Regions from separate parts of the Homo sapiens genome. Here region 1 is linked to region 2. Evidence: chromatin contacts called from ENCODE Hi-C or POLR2A ChIA-PET data. All regions are on one chromosome and are shown on one strand. The core of a region is the stretch at or near the end of the contact, and the rest is flanking DNA. Distances in the headings are between cores, read along the strand shown.

The links. Hi-C counts contacts between places; a loop is a spot of excess contacts on that map. ChIA-PET counts read pairs that join two places held with the same protein, here RNA polymerase II (POLR2A). Pooled maps may share reads with other maps.
Region 1: a loop to region 2 is called in a map of Caco-2, with 3 times the contacts of the local background. The contact joins two enhancer-like sites. A Hi-C loop is called at or near these places in 1 of 168 maps with a recorded cell type or tissue (Caco-2) and 3 of 50 pooled maps. POLR2A ChIA-PET finds 5 or more read pairs at or near these places in 1 of 52 experiments (MCF 10A).

What each region holds. Positions count from the first base shown.
Region 1 is chr5:57,860,894-57,864,641 of GRCh38, forward strand. No RefSeq gene overlaps it. Among named protein-coding and RNA genes, the nearest start is that of LINC02225, 36 kb to the right of the region's middle. Within about 2 kb of position 1,783, at least 5 of the 41 ENCODE cell types and tissues checked have a DNase peak (open chromatin) inside an H3K27ac peak, as active enhancers do.
Region 2 is chr5:57,652,046-57,655,658 of GRCh38, forward strand. The region is part of intron 1 of LOC101928505 (a long non-coding RNA gene); the gene reads left to right. Among named protein-coding and RNA genes, the nearest start is that of LNCBRM, 84 kb to the left of the region's middle. Within about 2 kb of position 2,031, at least 2 of the 41 ENCODE cell types and tissues checked have a DNase peak (open chromatin) inside an H3K27ac peak, as active enhancers do.

The DNA of each region.
Region 1 (3,748 bases), core at 533-3,032, 210 kb after region 2:
ACCTCAATTAGTAATTTATTATTTGGTATGGGAGATTCACTCCATTATGATAGTGGTCTTATGCAATATGTTTTATTTCATCATTGTAAATATATTTAATTCTGAAAATGCAAGGCTTTGGGGATAGGCTGTAATCATGTCTATCAGAAGTTTAAAGGATCCAGATAGCCATTGTTTAATGGCACCAATGATAAATGTAATGTCAGTTTAAAGAATGCTTTGAAAGCAAAGTTAGGTCATCTTTAATTGTTTGTTACTGAGGCTAAGGTGGAGGTGGGGGAGATTTCCTTTGCTTTACCGTTAGTATAGAACCTTTTTTTTATTTTTTATTTTTTTTCATGAGCATAGAACACAGCAAAAAACATCAAGGCACTTTAGGGTTGGTAAGGACTAAAAATTATCTTTCCAGCTCCCTTCATGCCAATTCCCCACTCCGGCCAACAAAAACCCTAATTGCTTCTATAGGTCCATGACATCTTAAAGATCTTGAAAGGTCTAGAGTGGTAGGGAATTACAATACTGTTTAGTCATTTACTGGTGATGGCATCATATACATTTCTACATATGTCTGGAATATCAGAGATATTCTGGGTACTTCTAAAAGTCATGACAGAACTTGGTGGTATGGAAAGATTGGAACGAATATGCATTTCTCCTGCTGAAGGCAGCATGTAGAAGCATAAGCACCATTTTTGCTCCACCACTGGCTTTGCAAATCATACATTTCCCAGAGGTAGATAATAATAAGGAAATATGAGAAAATCAAATTCTCTAGTTCTTCTAGTAAAGTAGAACAGCAAAGTCATTTTAAAATGATAGTCCAGTGGTTGTGACATGACCAGATAAGTCAGGTTGGAAGGGTTCCTAAAAATAATTCAGCTGAATCCTTTACTGATGAGGAAACTGAAGTCCACAAAGGTCAAGTGGTTTGCCCAAGGCCACAAAGCTCTCTGATCATCTAAAGTGGTCCCCAATGCTGTAATGTTTATTGGTTTTCAGACTTATTGTTTCCTAGAACAGAGTTCCTTCTCATCAAAATGGGTTTTATAGAATATGGCATCCTCCTCACATGCCATAAGGAAGCTACTCCCTTCTGAGGACTATAGCTTGTCCTTCATTATTCAAAAGATCAATTATCTTGAGCTCTTCCCATTCATTGTTGGTTTACTTCCCTGTTCATTAATTAGTTCTGAGAGGAGAGAAAAGTAAAGGAGGTAAAACCCATAGTCATTCTTTTACTTATTAGTGGTTTGGTGGGTGTTAGGGGAGAGAGGGAGGGTTGGTGGAAAAAATGAAATAAAAGATTTTTAAGATGATTACCTGTGACTTTCATTTGTTCCAAGGTATTAATGACATAAAAAAATCGAGAGCTTCACAAAAAATACATTGACATTCTTATCCTGCAAAATCTTCAACGTTTCCCAATCCAAAACTCATATTTTAAACATTATTCAATCACCTACATCCTTAGTCTTTAATCTATGGGTTTCTCATGATTTGTATTCTGTTAGAAGCATGATGGGTTTTAGTTATGAGTGTGTGAGTGAAGAAACGAAGGTGAGTTCCCAGGCTTTTCTCAGCTGAGACTATCACCATATGTGTGAACAAATGCCTTCCAGCCGATACTGGGTGTAAACCACTTGAAATATTGGAGAAAGGCCAACATTTCATCATCTTGGCCCATCTCTTTGCACAGTGTAATGCTCTCGTGTGCCGTTCCAGAGCAGTGAAACTCCGAAGGCTTGTCTAAAATGCCAATGATAATACACCTATTTTTATCTAGCAGAGCCACTGTGGTTCACATAGTTACTTTCCCAACTGAAAAATGCTGGTGAACCAGCACAGCAAGACCAAGATAAGTATCTTCTTAGAGTTACTGGCAAACAGCAAAGACAATTAAACTTCAGTATTGAGTCACTTGTCAACTGGGCAGGCTGACTTCAACTCCTACCACTGAGTTTTCAAGCTGCGTAGGATTTTGCCATATTGAGCTTAGTTTACATTAAGCCATTTGTGCTGCTAAATTCTTTAAAAGCCATATTATTTGATAAGAGGCTGTATGCTTGTATTTTGGAGCATGTGTGATACTTACCGTCCTAGTTTCTAAGCTGAAATTGTTGATGCCAAGAAGGGAGATTATTACATGTATTGATGCACTGTGAGCAGACCAAATGTAACTCCTTTTTGCAAAAGAACCTATGTGAATACCGAGTCAGCCTCCCACACACATGAGTCTTCTTTGTCACTTCAGTGGGAGTTTTATGTGGGAATTAAGAAGAGAAAAATGTCACCCAGAGTGTGTCTGATCATGATTTAATATCTGAGCCAAGACATCTTCATCTAGTGAAAGCTCCTACCCACATAACATTAAATCATAAACATATGCAGCAACGGGCCTTTGAATACGCCTTTGCAATGCTTTGCATGGAATGAGCCATAAGCTATGTTATTTGATAAATTGAATTGACATTCACAGGAAACTCTCATATTGGGATATTTAGTTGAAATATAAATGACAGAATGGTCAGCGTTTTGGTTCAATGCTTTGGGGGAGGACCATAAAAGTCCCAATGTTTGCTAAGAGAAGAAAGCCCAAAACAACTTATATGCCTTCATGGCCTAAAACAGGGAGTGGTAGGAAGTAGGGGAGGCAAGAGAGGCAGTGTGTGTGTGAAAACCAAAGGCTTCCTCTAACAAACTAATTAATTATACCTTTATGTATGATTAAGATGCATTCATTAAAAATTAGAGGCCATATAGTTTTGATTACTGTTAAAACAAATGCATACACCAAACAAGCACAACCATGTTTTATTAAAATAAATAAAGGAGCTTATGGGATCAGTCCACAGCATTTAAATGCAGTTCCATCCTGTGTTTCCCATGGGGTAATTACATGACTCAGTCCACTGGACAACCAGCTCAGCCAAAGCAGATTTATAGGGAGTAAGGAGAGATCATCCTGGGATTCCTTTTGCTTGGCTTCAGAGTTCCTGAATTAGCGTAGAGTTGGGTGTGAGTTACAGGTTACACTATTAAGCAGCTTCCTCAACCACAGAAGCACTTATAAGGCAAGAGGCAGGCATGGGGTGGTTCTGGTCCTATTCACGTTTGGAAACTAAAGAAATGGGAGGAACACTAAGAGGTTTATGTAGGTTTTTCCTGGAGACCTGGGTTGGCCATATTGAATCCACAAGGATTAGAGCTGAGTGGGTTCCTGTGTAGGGGCATGCTGCTGTTCAACTGCAGTGTCATCTGGCCATTGTTCTTTGATGCAAACAGATTCTATCTATGGCTCCTCACACTACAAAATATGGTAGGTTTTCATTACCTTCAAGGAAAGAAGTCTCTACTAAAAACTTTTAAATACTTTAGCTGCAGCCCCAGAAGCACTACACGCAGCAGTTTGCAGGTAGAGTGGACCATGAATAGGGCTTTGTATGAGGACCCTTAGAATTATATTGGAATACCTGTAGCCCACTTATAGACTAAACGTAAGTAACTCTTTAAGGCAAGTAAGTAAAACAGAACATCATGTTTCAGGTAGGATTTTATTATATCTTATCAGTGGCATCATTATTCCCCTTGAGCTGAACCTCATGCTGAGCTAGAATTGGCGTTTTTAGGCTTCTTATAATCATAAATATAAACTGAATTCTGCCTTTACAATAAATGCTTCTCTCATCTACTGGATTCTCTAACTCAACTTTAACGTGGGAAGTTGTGATTTCTAATTGATCTATCCACA
Region 2 (3,613 bases), core at 781-3,280:
ATAGAAATGTTTTGATGTGTAGAATAATATCTATAGATGTAAGTAAAGGATATTTAAAAGGAGTTTTTTTCTATGTGACTGTACCCAATTTGTCTGAGAAGGCAGCAGAGGGCAAGTACTTTCCCATCCAGCACATGCTGTGAGATCACCTGTGCAGGATGTTCAAGTGCAGTAGAGAAGGGCTGATTTTATGACATTTATCTCAATATGCACTTTGAGCATAAGAAGGATTGATATTTAAACAGAGGATTTTCTGTGTACTGGGAGTCTGCCCTCACTCCCAACACCGGAAAAGTGCTGGGTGCTTCACTCTCACTTCAATCTAGTGTAAAGTGCTGCAAGGTAACCAATCAGGAATCTTGATGTGTTCCTGGATTTGGAGGGACACAGTAGTTTACTGTCTGTGTACTATGGAAGATAATCTTGAAATGAAATATTGGCTGAAGCCATGTATGAAGGTGGGGAAAGAGCTAAGGCTGCACTTTCACCATTTGGCATGAAGGGGGTACTTTCCCATGGGCCTGATGTGAAAGCTGGAGCCTCTGAAATGAATTCTGCAAAGGCAAGGGGGCCCTGGAAGTATGAGAATGTGGGGTTGGTTGCAGAGGCAGGAGCTGATGAGGAGTAGCAATTGGTCAGCTAAAGAAGATACATCAGGGACCTCTGAAGAATTCACAATCATATGCTCAAGAAAAAAGTCAGCTTTGGTCACACCACCAAGAGCATCAACACTGAGCAAATCAAGCAGGTCTTTTCCTGCTTTCTTTTCTTTTGTTTCTCTCCCCTTGCAATCCTGCGGATTTGGGTATAAGGTAGAGAGAAGCTGACAGAGAAACAAGATGTCTGCTTTCTTTGTTTTCCACTGTAAGTTTCCGAAGGAGGCCCAATCTGGAGTAGGGAGAAATAGTCAACTTAAAATGACTTGTGGAATTTTAACTATTACAAGAACCTGTTTGAATTAGTGAAATGAGACAGTTCTTGCAAGTAGAAATGACTATAGAATTTTTAATTGTTCAACAAACAGAGAAAATCTTTTGGGCTCCTTAACATTTCATCCAGGGGCAGGGAAAAAAACCTAGCCACACCCCATAGAGCAGGTATTATGGGCTGGCATTGAGATGGAAAGAATTACAATGCTCGATGACTTTATTTTTTAAAGACAGGTTTACCCATGATTATTGTGTAAATACAGTTGCAATCAAATGCTGTTTGCTTACATGTTCAAATGATTGTTTTCTGTGAATTATCAATGTTAAATTAAAAAAACCAGAAAGTGTTTAGTAAAACCATTTCAAAGTTTATTTATACTATTTTAAAAAAAATTCTGGCTGCATTTTGAAAAATTGGGGGCATTTCTTGAAGATGAGATTTTAAGAAGTTTTTCAAGAAAAAAAACACAGGAATAAGTGTAGAAACTTAAGGTGGGAGAAGGTAAATGCAATGCAAGTAGAGAAAATGAATAGGTGGCTTTAAGAAAGAATTGGAAACTGGAGGGATATAGGAGGAATTCGAGAGAAACAAGTGCATGTGTGTATGTCTGTTGCTCATAGTGGTGAGGGTATAAGCATCCTTCTCCCTAAATCTAATCTTTCTCTTAGACTAACAGGTGCCTTGAACTTTAGGAAAAGTAAAATTTGAAAATGTATCTTTGCATTATTTAGTGATCTTTCCTTCCCTTAACATGACTTTTTTCAGAGCTCATCTCTGTGGTTTGGCATGGCTACAGTTCACTGTCCTATTTTAAAAGACAATCCCAGGTTATTATGAGGAGGGTTAGCTGAGGAGACAGAGCAGGACTGTCTCTCAAATCTTCTTCTGGAAGGCATGAACCGAGCATGTACAAGCAATAAACCTATTTCCACAAGCTTGTCAGTGTATTAAGCCACATACAACATTGATATATTAGTGCTAAATCTCAAATTAGCTACTGGATTTTTAGAACTAAGGGAGGAGAGCCAAACAAAGAAGTTTCTTGTGAATCTATAGCAGCTCCAGGCAGCTGATGAGCTACCAGCCGCTAGTCCTATGAACAGATATTCTGGGCTGTCTATTTATAGTGCCATCTTGTCACATGGGCTGGCATTGTTGTCTGGCGTTATTCTTTACTGTCAGGGAGCTTTACTTTTGGAATAGCCAACTCCTTTCAGTAGACTAAATGGGTTTTTAAGCAGGCCAGCACTGAATCCTGGACTGTACAGCCAAAAAGGTGTAGAAGTTCTAACTCCCTCATTTTTTACACAGGGAGAAATTGAGGTCCCTAGAGATTAGAACACTGCTTAGTTACAGAGTTAGAAATACACCCCATGCCTCTTGACTCCAAGTCTAGTGCCTTTAGCAAAAACTTAAACTAGGAATTTTGTTTTGTTTTGTTTAGATGAGGGTGAGTTTTGGATATGAGGGGGCCAAAGATTTTTAAAAAATTCTTAAACCATATAATTAAACAAATTAACATTTTGTAGTGTCTGAGGCTCCTCTATTATTTGCATAAGCAAAGGAAGAAAAAGAGATGCGTATTCTTTCAACACTTGCCACTGATAATGGTAAATATATGTTAACAATGGCATGATCTGAATAACTTCAAGAAAGACTCAACCCTGCTTATTTAGGTGCAGGCTTAACACATGTAGGTGTACTCAGTTGACCAATGGTATCTGTGACCCTGGATAAGGCACTAAGCAGTCCTGAAAATGTTTCCTCTGCTGTTAAAAAAATTGACCCAGACTTGTTTACATGTAAAATTTTAAAAATTGTAAAATATTTATGAGGATAAAGTATTAAAATTATTTTTTGTAATTGCTACATTGTAATTATAGAAGTGCATCCTCTTCCGTATACATCTGTTACCAGGGCAACTGCATGGATAGTCTATGGAGTTGTACTCCAGGGGTGCAATTAACATAGACTATGGTGCAGGCGGTAGCCTCACTGGCTTTGAACTATGCAAGGGCCCTGCTACCATATGTGATTATATCTTTTTGTTAAAAATAATTTTTTATTTTTTATTTTTGTGTGTATACAGTAGGTGTATGTATTTACGGGGTACATGAGATGTTTTGATACAGGTATGCAATGCATAATAATCACATCATGGAAATGGGGTGTCCATTCCCTCAAGCATTCATCCTTTGTGTTATAAACAATCCAATTATACTCTTTTCATTTTTTTAAATGTACAGTTAAATTATTATTGACTATAGTTGCCCTGTTGTGCTGTCAAATACTAGGCCTTATTTATTCATTCTATTTTTATGTACCCACTAACCATCCCCTCCTCCCCGACACCTCCCAATACCCTTCCCAGCCTCTGGTAACCATTCTTCTACCTTCCGTCTTGCTGGGCTCTCAGTATGTACATTGTGCAGTGCAGGATTGCTCTTCAAAACATGGCCTTGGATAGCCTTTTCCTGGTAGAATGCCTCTTGGACTTTATAACTTCAAACAACATGCTTAGGTCTTAAATCAATATTTTTGACAACGTTTATAAGAAATTATAAGCACACTTCATTTCATTGCATTCACTTTATTGCACTTTTCAGATAGCATTTTTTTTTACAAATTGAAGGTTTGTGGCAACCCTGCGTCAAGCAAGTCTATCGGCACCATATTTCCAACA